2 separate regions of the Mus musculus genome follow, and region 2 is linked to region 1. The links are chromatin loops, found by intact Hi-C in ENCODE. Cell type or tissue: left cerebral cortex. All regions are shown on one strand. Links, peaks and the distances in the headings refer to the core of each region. The heading gives the core; the rest is flanking DNA.

The links. Hi-C counts contacts between places; a loop is a spot of excess contacts. Peaks named below come from ENCODE experiments on the same cell type or tissue, not always from the same donor. Only the 100,000 strongest peaks of a DNase experiment are listed, where the experiment ranks them.
Region 2: it touches region 1 in a loop (10-fold over the local background); 3 of 42 quality-filtered maps call a loop at or near these places.

Annotation. Positions count from the first base shown.
Region 1 is chr8:54,882,417-54,890,616 of GRCm38, reverse strand. LOC115486929 (a long non-coding RNA gene) reads left to right here and starts at 1,035. Exons shown (of 3, transcript XR_003947548.1): 1 at 1,035-3,482; 2 at 3,651-4,207. It also overlaps a transcript of Gpm6a not described here. In left cerebral cortex, for the core only: no CTCF peak of the experiment used is centred there; DNase peaks (open chromatin) are centred at 2,617, 3,048 and 3,426; H3K4me3 peaks cover 1,190 bases; H3K27ac peaks cover 2,420 bases.
Region 2 is chr8:55,029,687-55,037,886 of GRCm38, reverse strand. It overlaps Gpm6a (glycoprotein m6a), which reads right to left. Exons shown (of 7, transcript NM_153581.6): 2 at 367-559. Among named protein-coding and RNA genes, the nearest start is that of Gpm6a, 79 kb to the right of the region's middle. In left cerebral cortex, for the core only: no CTCF peak of the experiment used is centred there; a DNase peak (open chromatin) is centred at 3,380; H3K27ac peaks cover 1,725 bases.

The DNA.
Region 1 (8,200 bases), core at 2,163-4,662:
GAGGTAACCCAGTCACAAAAGAAGTCACTAGATGTGCACTCACTGATAAGGGGATATTAGCCCAGAAACCTAGAATACCCAAGATACAATTTCCAAAACACAAGAAAATCAAGAAGGAAGACAAACATGTGGATACTTCATTCCTGCCTAGAATAGGGAACAAAATACCCATGGAAGGAGTTACAGAGACAAAGTTTGGAGCTAACATGAAAGGATGGACCATCCAGAGACTGCCCCACCCGGGGGTCCATCCCATAATCAGCCACCAAATGCAGACACTATTGCATATGTCAGCAAGATTATGCTGAAAGGACCCTGGTATAGCTGTCTCTTGTGAGGCTATGCCAGTGCCTGGTAAATACAGAAGTGGATGCTCACAGTCATCTATAGGATGGAACACAGGTCCCCCAATGGAGGAGCTAGAGAAAGTACCCAAGGAGCTGAAGGAGTCTGCAACCCTATAGGTGGAACAACAATATGAACTAACCAGTACCGCCCCCCCCCCCACCCACCGAGCTAGTGTCTCTAGGTGCATATGTAGCAGAAGATGGCCTAGTTGGCCATCATTGGGAAGAGAGGCCCCTTGGTCTTGCAAACTTTATATGCCCCAGTACAGGGGATTGCCAGGGCCAAGAAGTGGGAGTGGGTGGGTAGGGGAGTAGGATAGGGGGGGTGTATAGGGGACTTTTGGGATAGTATTTGAAATGTAAATGAAGAAAATATCTAATAAAAATTTTAAAAATAAATAAAAAATAAAAATAAAAACTGCAACATCTTCATTTATTATTTATTGGTTTATAAATAAATGTCTTAAAATCCATATGAATGTTCATAATCATGAGGTTGAATGTGAAAAGGGACACATATAACTGCTTCCAAAATGAAAGATAGAATGGAAAACAGGGATCTTTTAAAATATTTTTTATACATTTTTAAGAAAAGAGTAAAAAGAAAAAAATGTCAAATTTACTTCAACTGGCAGTGTGTTTTTTTTTTGTTTTGTTTTTTTGTTTTTTTATTAATCTAGGTTCAGCCCCTGAGAAATATTAGAAAATACGTGTCTTAGTTATTTTATAAAATTTGCTGCACTGATAAATATCCAGATAAAACTAAGTTAAGGGAACACTGCTTTAGTATGGATTATAGCTCCAAAGCAATACAGTCCATCCAGACTATGAAACAGAGCAGCAGGCAGGAAAGGCACAGTGGCCGAACCAGAGCACTTGCTAGGCACATGGGATCTGTACTCATGAAGCCAAGAGTGAAATGCAAGTGGAGCTGTGCTGTCACATCACAAGTGGCTACCAGTGGACTTGCTTCCTCTACCAAGGTTCCACCTCCTATAGATGCTACCAGTAAGGATCAAGTCTTCAAACATGAATATATGGGGTGCATTTTGCATTTAGACCACATCAGTCAGTATTGTAAGAGATTGTTGGCGGGCATTGTTTTTACTACCCATTCCTTTCTTACATTTTAATATATCTTGATTTCTTCTTCATGAAATCACTTAGGTTCCAACATATCTGTGTGCTGCAATGCAAAGGCTATGCCAAGCCTTGAGTTCAAAAACAGAAACATAAGCACCTGCCAACATTCCAGTCAAGAATCCTATATCTGTCCAGAGCTTAGACAAGAGATTTATTCCCAGGACATTGAAAATTGTTGTGATAATAGAGAAAAGTTGTGAACAAACTCCCAGAATCCTATGTTCTTGCTGATCCTTTCAAATAACCACAGTCAAATCTCCACAGTTTTATTCCTATTGTCTTAGTTTTGTCCTGTTGAGGCTCCTCCTCCATTCTATGAGCTTCTGAAATCAAGCCTATAAACTGCCCATGATGGCACGTAACTGGCATCCCAGTACTTGGGAGATAGCAATAGGAGGACCAACAGGTCTAGGTCATCCTTAAGAACACAGCGAGTTTGAGACCACCCTCGGGTACAGGAGACATTGCAACAAACAAATAATGCAAAATAAGCAAGCAAACAAACAACAAAATAAGCTCACAAATTTGTTTGCTTAATTTAGCTATAACTATTTGTATTCCTTTCAACATATTCTCCATCTACCTACACGCCTTCTAGAGTAGCAGACATATGACCTCTAAAGAAGAAAAAGTATTTCTAAGTGATCAAAATATATACGTGAGTAAACTGGAGATGACAAAGAGTCACCAGCAAAACTGAGTAGCCAGTTCAATCTAAATGATATAAACTCACATATTTATGATGTCCAAATGTAATTGATCATCTATGCAGTGAACATTTCATGAACATAACTTTTAAAATAAGTAGGATAATGATTTCCCAGTCCCATCAAGATGTTAGGTTTTTTTATAAATACATCATAAAATATATCCCTGAAGACATCATTGCATATATCAACTGAAGACATGGTGAATTCATTATAAAAAAATTTCCAACACAATTTTTCTACACAGAACAATCTGAGAAATAAACACATTACAAATCATCCCAAAATCTCCTAGGTACTGCTAAGAACAGATGCCACACTGTGCACATATCCTTAATCCCAGTACTCAGGAGGCAAAGACAGGTGGATCTCTGAATGTGAGGTCTATGAGGGAAGTTCCAGATCAGCCAGGAAAACAGCAAAACCCTGTCTCAAAAAAAGCCTCAAATGCAAAAATTTCCTGTAATTTTTGGGGGCAACTGTTTAAAGGATCAACTGTTTTTGACAGCAATGAATGACTTTCTATTTTAGCCTAGACTTTGATTGAACTCTTATTAATGATTAGAAATGGAATACAGAATCTAGATACAAGTCAGAGAAAGTAGCTACATGTAGATTCAAGTGCTGTCTTTATCTCTAGTCAGCCATTTAACTGGGCAACTCAAATAACCTTTTCTTTTTCTTTTTTCTTTCTTTCTTTTTTTCTTTACCCACAATTTGAGATTAGACAAATTTTCAACAGGCTCAAGCCTTCTAGAATTCTCACCGTGATTTCTCTGTGTAGCTTGATTCCCATATGGTGCTTAGATCTGAAAATAGTATGAATGTGGGAAGAATCCTAGGAGGAGTGTGGTGACGGTCCATGGGTATCAGAGGAGGACTCACATGCAGTCGCTTATATTAGAATTCAAGAATATAAACGTCCTTAATGCACTGGGCTATAGGAATAACCATACCACTCATGCACTGGACAGCCTCGTGCTTTAAAGACGTTAAAAAGATTGGACTTAAAATGATAAAGAAATTTAAAGCCAAAAATTTGATGTTGCTTTTAACTAACATCTACTGTACATTTTGTCCTCGGTTTCTGGAAAGAAAATATGTCACTCTATCTATTTTGAGTTTTTGCTTCTGTTTGTAGAGAAGATACACTTTCTCTCTGGAAATTGTCTTTTGAGTGCCATGGTAACCACATCCTTTCCAGTCAAGTCTGCCCTGTGGGCTGCGCAATTTAAGACATTTGAAAATGCCACTGAAGAAGATAACACCAAACAGACATGAAAGGGTATGCCTGAACATAAAAGTGGGAGATTTTTCTTAGTGTTTGCTTAAATGAAATGCCAAGAATGGGGAGGGAGACGAGGAATCACCAATCCAGAAATTCTGAAGAACCCAACTCCCCCAAGCCCTCTACCTAATCTCACATTATGTTTCTACCTTTCCTGCCTTTTAGCATTGGTGTGGAAGACCGTGGGTAAGAAGGACAGAGAAATAATAAGACTCTAGCTGAAAGGTAAGCAGGGTTACTGTGGACATTGTCCTTACAGGGCTGTGTGAGCTGCAGGTTCCCAAGGTCCAAGTGAGCACATGTGTCTCCCGTGACAGAAACCAGACTTCCAAATGTCAGAAGAATTATGCTTTGATGATTCTATGTCATCACAGAAAATGAGAGCCACCGACAGTCTATTAATAGGCAGTGACATTTTCCTATGATAAGTGCAATGGAAAGACTTAGTTGTGGGGCACAGAATATGGTACAAGCCTCCATTGGCTGGTGAAGGGGCTGGGGCATGCATTTGCAGCCATTGTGTGATGATCAAAAAAATTGCTGGTTCTGGAACGATGGCTCAGCTATTATGATCATTTGCTCTTGTAGAGGAACCAGGTTTGACTCCCAGCATCTGCATCATGGGAGGCTCATAATCCTCCATAACTCCAGTTACAAGGGATCAGGAGCCCTCTTCTGACCCCTGCAGCCACGAGTCACACACACATTGAACAAACGTGCATGTGAGTAAAATGCTCATAAGCATAATATAAATTTTTTTAATTAATCTTTTAAAAAAGAAACTACTTCTAAATGTGCAACGCCAGCAAACAAACTGCAATGTTCTATACCTGGGTCCCACAAGAAAACTGAGTATCCACTGGCTCAGCTATCTGTGGGATCCAAGTATATGGCATTCTTCCCTTATTAAATATTATATTGTGAATGCTATATGGAGATATTTATAATGTAGATGCTATATGGAGATATTTTAATTAAAATTCTTTGCTTTTCATTTTAATTCTTTGCTTTAAAAGGAAAATTAAGTTATGTCTGAATAATAAGTTTTTAATTTTTAAAAATGTATTTATGTGTATAATTGTTTAACCTACATACATTTATGGATACTATAAGTGTGCCTGGTAAATGCAGAAATTAGAAGAAGGTCCTAGATACCCAGAAACTGGCCTTACTGATAGTTGTGAGTTCCACATGGATGCTCAAAATTAAACGTGAGTCTACTGCATAAGCAACAAGTACTCTGAACTGCTGAATCATTTCTCTAGTCTCAAAATGATATTTTTAAAGTCTTTTCTAAACAACCACTTTATTAAGAAACAACTACATGTATTTTGTAGCAAAAAGGGTTAAGCACCTAAGGGAGAAATTGATTAGGATAATTTAGATCTGATTTCACAATATGAATAGCTTGTTGTGTTTACTGTTATTTCAGTAATTAAAAAATAGAGACTCTATGTCTTGTTTTACCCATGTATAGAAAGTACCTGGCAAGAAAGATATACTTTGCATCATACTTGAAGGAGTGTGTCTTATTAATATTTCTATTATTTATTCTAGTCATGTAAATTTTCTTTAACATTTTTGGCCCTCTATTGTGTTCTTATTCAAGCATTTGGAGGTGGTAAATATTTATGCTGATTTTATGTAGGGGCGAGCAATGAAAGTAATCAATGGTACTTGGCTTTCAAAGGCTTTCACAAAAAAATGAAAATATTCAATAATATCATTATGAATTTTAATGTTTGACTTCCTAGTTAATAAAACTGCCGACTTTTCTAATATTATTTACTTTAATTTTTGACAAGTACTTAATATTCTTCTTTCAATACTAAAATGATTATTACAGAGAGAGGCTATGATATTTAGAATCTTTTTTATTTCTATATTTTTTATTCTCCCGTTAATTATGAAGTTTGCAGGTGAATGGCCATTCCTAGTAAAGATTATTCTGAGTGAGTTAATCCAGAAATGGAAAGATAAACTCCACATGTTATCTATCATCTGCCATTCTTAGCTCCAAACTCCAGATATATGACTTAAAATGATGGCAGAATCTAGGTAGGTATAAAGGGACAATGGGTTGGGGGACATGAAAGGGAATAGAAAGATAGAGGAGGTATGAAGTAGGAAACAAAAAAAAATAGGGATGGCACTTTAATTGGGGATAGAGATGAAGGTCAATAGAGAAGTAAAAAGAAAGAGGAGTGTCAATAACACCATAAAGCTTCAAGGAAATATATTATTTTCACTATATACTTACCTAAAACTATATATATACTATTTGCTATATACATATATGCTATATATATACATACATATACATATACATACATACATATACACATACATACATAGAGCAAAACTATATATGTATACAATATACATGTACACACATATGCTACTTGTGCAGACATGTCTCCCCACAAGTGTCATAGACTAACAAACTCCAGTATCAGATACAAAGAGCCTTCACTCAAGTTGTTGTTTAGAGTAGTCCAAGTGATTTCTAAAACAATATAAGCTATTGTAGCATCTGGTTGCCTGTTAGAGGTTGAAGGTAAGCCTGTATTGCTGAAAACACTGCACACATAAGATGCAGGGCTCTGATGATCTGAGATGGATCCAACCTGAAAGCCTCCTCCTATACTCTAGTTTCCATAGTACCAGAAAGTACTACACAGGCTTCCAAGGGAGAAAAGCAATCAGTAGTGCTGTCCAGCTCTGAAACCTATGAATCACAACAATGAACAGCATGGCAAAATATTGCTAAAGGTGCAATAGTAGGGGCTGTTAAGATGGTCTCACTAATGAACAGCTGCCTAATTAAACTTAAGACCAATTCAACAGGAAGAATATCATGCTAGTTCTAGTTAGAGAAAGCTAGCCAATTCCCTGGGTGGTAGTGAGATCATGGATCAAAGAGAACTTACTACTGCCATTTTAGTGGACCAGCGTAATGTAACTGTGTGCTACAACTTATCCTTTTATACTCACAGCAGTTATCATCTCTCATCAGAGAAGTTTCTCATTATAGCAAATGGAGACCATTACTAGAATATACAGATATTGCAGAGATGAACTGATCGTAAGGAGGCCAGGCCCAACAATGTCTCCAACACAAATCTTGCACTTAAGGCTCACGAACATCATGGAAGAGGGGGAAGAAAGATTGTAAATAAAAGAGGTCTATGAAAATTGCCATCAAGTTCATGCATCTGCCAGAAGAGGCTGCATGTACAGGACCTCAACCGTGTGTAACAGCAATAGACAGGCTAATGTGGAAGTGGGGAAAGCCCAGAGGTTTTCAAAGTGGTCAGCCATGAATTCACATATTCACAAATGACAAAAGCAGACTCACCACAATGCGTGTTTATATTTGTGTGTGTGTGTGTGTGTGTGTGTGTGCATGTAAAACAACAATAATGCAAGAGGCCAAAACTTTGCGATAGTGTGAGAGGAAGGAACAGTGAGAGGTAGGTTGGAGGAAAGGGATGAGGCAAAGTAATATAATTATATTTTAATTAAAAACATTCACTCACTATAATAATAAGTAAAAAATATGTGTTAAAAATAAAAATTTCATATTACTTAAAATTTACTTTTTAATACATTTAAAATATTTATATTCATGGTATGATGCAGATATGGGCTAGTGTCAGGAAAAAGAAGGAACAGGAGTGGGTAAGAGGAGCTACGGACTGGTAAGTGAGGAATGTTTTAAAACTGGAAAGTTTTCATAACTCTTCGGAGGGCTGAGTAGGAATGACAGTGGAGATAGCTGGCATAGGGATGAACCTCCTGTTTGGAAGAGAGAAGAACTTACAAAGCAGCCTTGAAACTTTAACAGGCTTCACCAAGTGGCCAACAAGATTCAGTTTCTAAGGAGCATTTATGAAAAGTCTGAACACTTCTAAAATTGTATAATGATCAAAGATATGTTTAAAACCTTAAAAATGGAAACCTTTAGATGTAATGGGTAGAACAACAGTTGACATGGCAAGAGAAGAAGGCAGATGGCTGCTGAGAAGTCCATATACTCCTGATATCCATGCTTTCTTTTTTTTTATTTATTTTTTATTAGGTATTTTCCTCATTTACATTTTCAATGCTATCCCAAAAGTCCCCCATACCCACCCAGCCCCAATCCCCTAGCCACCCACTCCCCCTTTTTGGCCCTGGGGTTCCCCTGTACTGGGGCATATAAAGTTTGCAAGTCCAATGGGCCTCTCTTTGCAGTGATGGCTGACTAGGCCATCTTTTGATACATATGCAGCTAGAGACAAGAGCTCCAGGGTACTGGTTAGTTCATATTGTTGTTCCACCTATAGGGTTGCAGTTCCCTTTAGCTCCTTGGGTACTTTCTCTAGCTCCTCCATTGGGGGCCCTGTGATCCATCCAATAGCTGACTGTGAGCATCCACTTCTGTGTTTGCTAGGCCACTGCATAATCTCACAAGAGACAGCTATATCTGGGTCCTTTCAGCAAAATCTTGCTAGTGTATGCAATGGTGTCAACGTTTGGAAGCTGATTATGGGATGGATCACTGCATGTGGCAATCACTAGATGATGGTCCATCCTTTCGTCACAGCTCCAAATTTTGTCTCTGTAACTCCTTCCAAGGGTGTTTTGTTCCCATTTCTAAGAAGGGGCAAAGTGTCTACACTTTGGTCTTTGTTCTTCTTGAATTTCATGTGTTTAGCAAATTGTATCTTATA
Region 2 (8,200 bases), core at 2,401-4,900, 150 kb before region 1:
AGATTTGTGCCTGCCTCCATCCTCTGTCATTCCACTATCTTTTTAAAAGAAGAGTCTGTTCAAATTCAAAGAGCAAGGCAAAATTTTCCTGCTTCATGGTAATTTAATTCATGTAAAAGCCTTGGTAAAATCTCTATTAATTTGGCCTCATATTCTATGCAAAGTAATTTATGTTGGTTGATAGATCAACCCCTTTCTGAATCATGTTTGCCTCATGAATGTATTTTATTTTTGTTTGTTTGCTGTCGTTTTGGTTTAGTTTTTTTCTCAGAATCCCCTTACCTGGCTAGACCTATATTTATTTAGGAAAAAAACCGTAAACAACATAATGCACTTCCCAAAAGGTGGATGTAAAGAGTGACTTACATAGTGAAAACATCCAGTGTGTCTCCAGCAGTCCTTGCCAACTCAAAGTAGGTCTGCAGAATGTTGACTGTTCCAGAAAGGGCTTCATGGCCACAGCCACAGAACAGGGCAACGCCTGCATACAGCAGGATGGTTGCAATCAGAGAAGCATAGGGAATACCTCCCAGGCATTTAATGCAGCACTCGAAGCACCCTGTAGAAGAGCAACAGAAAAGAAGAAGAAGAAGAAGGAGAAGGAGAAGGAGAAGGAGAAGGAGAAGGAGAAGGAGAAGGAGAAGGAGAAGGAGAAGGAGAAGGAGAAGGAGAAGGAGAAGGAGAAGGAGAAGGAGAAGGAGAAGGAGAAGGAGAAGGAGAAGAAGAAGAAGAAGAAGAAGAAGAAGAAGAAGAAGAAGAAGAAGAAGAAGAAGAAGAAGAAGAAGAAGAAGAAGAAGAAGAAGAAAAAGAAGGAAAAATCATGTTATTTATTCATCTTGGTAAAATGTTTCTATGACCTCAACCCTATAGGACATAGTATTAGTAATGATAGATGATCCCAGGTCAACCACATTAAATCAAGCCCTAGAGGGTCTAGGAAAGAATGAAGTTGAAGTCCATTGTTATAGTCCATTCTCCACCATCAAGTGGGTGCTGCCAAGGTTCATGATTTCATCTTCTACCCTAGTCCAACCAAAGCTCTTCTTTTCTAACCATACTCATAAATCATCACACACACATGCATATCATCCTGCTTTGAATTCATTGCTCTCATAGTTCATGGGTTTTTTTTTTTACTTAAGTAATATCTATTTCTTTGAACTATCTCTGCAATTTTCAGACTGTTATTTGAAAACTGTAGTACTCTGCAAATCCAACTAACTGAGTTTTGACCCACAAAATCCAAAAGTTAGAGAAGAAAAAAAAATCAGGAAGCATTAGATACATTCCAAATAGTAAAGGAATTAAAGTTGAGTTCTGAGTTCACATATGTGTGCTACTTACAGAGTGACTCATAATGAAAAATCTATTTATAGATTTTGGTTGAAAATAAATGAAGTAATATCTGGACACAGTTGAAAGCAGAGAACAGGTAGAGCATAATACTGATCCCATCACTGTGATTTTTAACACTTCAATCTTTTGATCTTATAATAAATGGGGGAAATAAGAGGATGACCTTATACTGTTCTTGTGATGATAAAATGAGACAATATATAAAAATAATACTGCATGACAAAGAACTCCATAAATGTAAGATGCTCTCATTACACATAATTCAACTTGAGAATGGCATTGATACTTCAGTATGAAATTAATTTGCTCCATATACACTTTATATACTTTTTGAAGATAACTATGTAATATTTTTAGTAGGTCTACATTCTAATTGTGTTCTGTCATATGAGGTTAGTCCTTAGACCTTTCAATGGCAGCACTGTATCAGGGCTAAAAAAGTTACATATTTGGGAGGAATTTGTCTTTCAGATTATAGTACTTTTTGGTCATTGATCCTTTATATAAATCTAAATCTTTAATTTTTTATATGCAATAACATGTAAAACAGGAGATTCAAAAGTTCCTTTGTGAAGTGACTTTATGTTTGGAGAATGAGCTAGTGTATTATTTGATAAAGCTCATTAAACAGACTTAGAGAATCATAACCCATAAGGTTTCCTTCAGAAGAAATTTGTACAGGAGCTCAACTACCTCCCCAGTTCTGTTGCTCTTTCTTGTGAAGCAACAATTATTTCCTGAACATGTATCCTACACACACACACACACACAGAGAGGGAGAGAGAGAGAGAGAGAGAGAGAGAGAGAGAGAGAGAGAGAGAGAGAGAGAGAGAATATGAATATAGGGAAGTAGAAAAGGTTAGAACAGCTTGAAACTTCATATAGTAGAAAAAATTCACCAACAGATGGCTGAGACCAGTGTGTGTAGTATCTGAATGTCATTGAGCCCAGTTTTGGTTAGAGACTAACAGGATGGCAGGAAAAAAACTAGACTATTTTCTTTCAATAATTTCTCCTTTCCATTTTCATCTCAGTAATTACTTGAAGGGGGAAACCAGTAAAATTAGTACTAACAAGAGGAATGACCTCCTAGTCTGTCAAGTTCACCAAATGGCTGCAATGACTTTGAATCTGAGTTTTGTGGTTCTGTTTGTTTGTTTGTTTATTTGTTTTCTATTCTCAAAGCATTTGATAGCCGTGGAAGGATTCTACTGCAGACTCCTTATAATGTTAAAATGAAATGCCGATGCTTAATGTAATCATCTGCTTATGAGCTCAAAGACAAAGAAAAGGTAATAAATATTGAATGCCATCGCCTTCACTTGATCCTAGAGCACAGATTTTTTACAGGAGAATAAATAGGAAACCAGAGTAACTTAAAAACAGATAAAATAAAAACATAAAATGGTCACTTAGGAGTTCTGCTTAATTTTATTCCCAATAAAATGAGAACTAGTTTGTACTTCATTCATCTTTAGCCCGCTGTGCATTATCTGGGCAATATTAGCTTCAGTGCCAGGCTTTATCTCCCCAAGAGAAATGTGCTCATGAACCCGAACATCCACTGCACATTTAACTTGCTAGCACCTCCCAAATTTAGAAACGCATAAGACAAACTCTAACACTAGGGAAAACCAAAGTTGAGGACCCTGAGTTAATACACAAAATATATCCTTATTCCATGGTTAAACATTGCCATATAAATTACTCAGAATGATGTTACCTTTGCTGACAAATACAAGTGCCTGTAAATTTCCATTTCTGTATGGCAGAAATATTCAGAGTAGAAAAATTTAAGTGTTGACCCTCTGCAAAACTTTTGTTCAAATTTAAATCCTTAAGTGCCTCACTGGGGACATATTGAGCTTGTAAAGGACTACATCCTCATCAAACTCATTCTTCCTAGGAGTCTGGGCAGAGTTGCCTACTGCATTTAAAGAAGTCTTTTTGAGCTCCCATATGGAGAGCCAGCACACCATTTCAGCATTCTCTCCAGCTGCCAGAATCCCACATAGTTGCTGGCAGGGGAGCTTCTTTCCACCCACAGTGAGAAACAGCTTTGGCAGATCAGTAGCATCACCATGGCAACCGTGCCTCTGGGCCAGGATGCACTCCCAATAATCACTGCTGAAGGCTGAGGATTCTGCTATCCCCCATCATCATGCTTTTACTGAACCTAAAGTGCAAAAACACTCTATTAAATGAATATTAATGAAGTATAGTAAGTGGGCTTCTGGCACTAGAGGGAATAGATTTCTTGAGAAAAATCTCTATAAAAACAGTAATGATCACTTTGTATATTTTCAACACTACATATTACGAGAATCAGGCCTTTTAATTCTCAAACAAAGCTAAGGTTCAAATATTGATAGAGAATTGGCATGCTATATCCATGTGTGCACACAAAAGCATTTATTATATCTGGTTTCTGGGAATAGCATCTCAAGTAAAATAATGGTATATTGTCAGATTTATGATGAAGATAAATATTAAAAGATTCAGAAAGCTTTGTTTTCAACACGCCCTTAAAAATTAGTATTTTTTCTCACAATTTAATGAGGGTATATAATGGCTTCTTCCAGTGTAAAATTTGCAAAGGAATCAGAAACTCCCCTGATACAGTTGTTTTAAAAAGATGTATAATTATCTTTTCATACACTATACAATCAGTTTACCTCTATTTAAATATTGAAAAATAAGCCCAGTGTTGGATTACAATTATTTCTCACACTGTACCAAAGTGAAAAGCAAAAACTAAATCAACGAGAAAGAAAAGAGTAAATAAGAGAAAGCTAGAAAACAGAAAAGAGAGACCAACAAAGTAAGGATAATCACACTAAAAATTAACTCATTGATTTGTTTTCCAGTATCCTTTATTGAGGAGATGTTTCTTTCTGTATTAAAAAATCCCTACCTTAGACATTATCCAGTAGGCAGAGAGGCACTTTGGTTTACAAGCTATCTAATCTTCTCCATTACATGCCCTCTTCCTCTCCCTCTCCTCTCTGCCCTTCCTCTCCTCCCCTCTCTCCTAGACCTCACTTTCTCCCTCTCCTCTCCTCCCCTCTCTTTTCTCTCTCCTCTCCCCTCCCCTCCCCTCCTCTCCCCTCCCCTTCCCTCCCCTCCCCTCCCCTCCCCTCCCCTCCCCTCCCCTCCTCTCCTCTCCTTTCTGTTCTCTCTCTCCCTCTTCCTCCCTCTCCTCTCTCCTTCCCTTTCCTCTCTCCTCTCCCTCCCTCTCCTCTCTCTGTCCTTCTCCCTCCCTTTTTCTCTCTCCCTCTCCTGTCTCCTCTTCCTGTCCTCTCCCTCCCTGTCCTCTCTCATCCCCTCTCTTCTCTCCTATCGCTCCCTCTCTCCTATCCCTCTCTTCTCCCCTCCATCTCCCTCTCCTCTCCTTTCCTCTCCCCTCCCCTCCTCTCCTCCCCTCCCATCCCCTCCCCTCCCCTCCCTTCCTCTCCTCTCCTCTCTCTCCTCTCTTTTCCCTCTCTTCTCCCTCTTCCTCTCCCTCTCTCTCAGTCAACAATACCATCTCCCATCTCATCTCATCTCATCTCATCTCATCTCATCTCATCTCATCTCATCTCATACATGATAACATCTCATCAATTATCTATCTCCTGTCTTGATCTATGGTGGAGGAAACTGCTCCCACACAGTCATTTTTTTCATGCTTGCCATTACCATTTACCCTTCACTTACTTTGTTCTGTACATTTTAGAGATTCCACATAGTAACTCAGTAGATTTTGATTGGAATTTTCATATTTATTTCAGAACTATAAGCCTTAAATTATTTTCTATGTCCTGAGAATAACTTTGTAATGTTTTGTTATTTTTGTTGATAACCATGTCATTTATGAATATTCTAAGTGCTATCTCTGTCTTTTCAACACTTGTACATTCTCATTTATAGTTTTTGTTATCTTACTCTGTTAAGTAAAATGAATGAAATGTAAAGAAAAAGGTATTTTGTATTTCTAAGGGACAAATAATATTATATTATTAACTTAGTGTTGGCTTCTTTATCTTTTTGTTTTGAATTCTAAAACATGATTTTCTATCACATGTAAGTTCTATTTATGATACTTTTCTTTTGGCATCCATATCAATATTTTTCTTATTTTTTTTACTTCATTTTTACTTGACTTTATTATTTTACTTCAAAACACAGCAGTCATGCTAATTTTTAATATGTAACTAACATTTTTACCTTACCATAAATTTTTATTGGACCCTTTTGTTTTTATTTGTCTACTAAGAATATAATGATTTAATCCTCATAGAGATGCCAGAGACGGTGCTAGTTGCTAAAGCTATGTAAATTAACAAAATCAATATTAAATAGCTAGAGGATAGATAAGGAACACATTGTTAAAATAGGATTTATGAGTGTTTATGAAAGTGTGAAGAAATTTGGGTAAAGAAGACAGTTCAGGAATATTAAAATTTTGATTTCAGACTTTGATAAGGTGGTCAGGGAATGAGTAAATGAGGCAACATGTGCAAAATATCTAAAAGATGTGAAGGTATATTAAATAAAACATCATAACAGAATTCTTTTCTTTAATAGAAGACAAAATGGCAAAAAAAAAAAAAATCTATACCAAGGTAAACCACTAAGACAAAGACGGAAATTGGATAAATAGCAATATAGGGGATTTAAGGAAGAAGCAGCCTTCATTACCAAGTGTGAGATGTGTCAATAAGAAGGGTAAAAGAGAGGTTGAAATTTCATAGAACAGTTAATATGAAACAGTTGCCTGAAAGTTGAGATGATAAGCTCCCAGCTACTCAGGGACCATGAAGTTGCCTTTTGATGATTGCCTGCCCAGTGGTCTAAAGCCCGTTCACTAAAGCTGCGGGGCAGCATGCTAAAACCTAGAAGCCCCTGAGGCCTGATGCGGAATTATGTTGCTCCAAGGAGTCTTCAAATTTCAAAAGGAAGACCACAGAAATCAATTTGTGTATTAGACAAATCTCAGTAATCGATGGCGGTCTTAGCATTATCTTCAGAAGTGGGAAATGAGAGATTATTGGCTCAAGTTAAAATATTAATAAACATATACATCCTTCACCTCTTTTAAAAGTGCCACTTCAGTTTCCAGTTTAGCCTTTGCATTTTAACAGAATAGAGCCCAGCTAATTTTCTCCTATCATATTATAGATGGAAATGCATCCCTTGGTGGCACTGAGAGATCCTTGACAGGAATTCACAGGGCTAAGCTTCTTCCATATGCTCATTCCTTTTGCATACCTGGCCTAATGTCAGGGAGAATGAATCACTATTTGAATTGTAAGTGAAAGTTTTCTTGAGTGTCTATTAGTTCTATATACTTTTTATGTAGAAATGATTAAAATTATTGTTATTTGGATGCTACTTGTTCCTACATGTTACTGAGCTGAAAATTTAAACATTTAATGCTGTTTCAGAAATTTCAATAAACATCACATCAAAATGAATGTTATTTAGTATATCTCATGATCACAATATTATTTAGTAAATCAGAATCACTGACATTAGGCTTCAAATGTAAAAAGGACCCTAATATTAGTGGATATATGACTCCTTATAAAGTAGACGGTAATTGAAATATGAACAAAAATAGTTCAAACAGTATACTAGATTATAACTCAAATAATTAAAAATTCAAACATATTGTCTTTAACATTATTTTAAACATTTATTTCTTTAAATAATGTACAGAAGTCAGCTTGTTATAAAATCTGTGGTTTGCCATCACAATCATAACCTCAGCACTATTGAAGTCACAACAGAAATACAGTTTAGATCTTTGAACACAGCAGGTAGGCAATAACACCTACCAAAACAAGAACAGAGACCAAATCCACAAAGTCCACATTTCTGGGAAAGTCTCAGAAGGTTCTCATTTTGCTTTTTGGCTTCTGCAGTTCTGCCTTCAGCTAACTGTTCTTGATAGCTAAAGTGTGTCAAGTCAGGTTGTGTGTTTTAGGTGGGCTTAAGAGCCCACCCTGAAAAGGAAAGGCTCAGGGCTACATTGGGGTCCCAAAACCCAGGAGTAGTCCCTGGCTGCCAAATAAGGATTCTCTTGGTTTGTACCTGTACCTGTATACTAGTTAGTAGTCTTCTCTGGTGGATGTTTTACAGTGCCATGTTTTTCATGGCATTGACAAAATAGTGTACTCCAATGATGGACAGGTTATGACCTTAAATATTTTAGTCATTGCTACAATACTGTACTTAAATCACTTTCTAATTCAAAAGAAAAATAAACAAGTTAAAAGAACCTTCCATGTTGGGAGGCATTCTTTTGTCCTCTTACCTTTATAGTCAATTAACAATCTCACCAGTTAGATCCCAACTAAAGACCCCAGATTCCCATGATTGAGAACCCAACCCTTTCATCGTCTTTTAGCAGATTCTGATGTACAGAACCATGATGTTTTAAGACCTATCTGTAAACTAGGGGACATAAATAACATAGTGCTTAAATAAGTATCACAATGAGAAATTATGACAAGTAGCTGATTAGAATGTTCATCGGACAACTTACCACACCACTGAATTTTCAGTGAACACCTCTGACATAGAAACATGGTCAAGACCACCACTGCATTGACTTTCATCTATTGGCTTCTTATGAACCATGTTACAGCTAAATGATTATTGAGAGTAGATTTGAAATGTATTTGAAAGGCTATTTACTGTGAATCTTTTCAGAAAACATTGCATTTTTATCTTAAACTTACCTATTACTATTTAAGATACAGATAGTTTGTTAGAATTATATTGCAAATTACAGAATATTCTGTACTGGTCAACATGACTTAGCAAAAAGAATGTTTTGATTAATTAGCTTGTTTCCTCA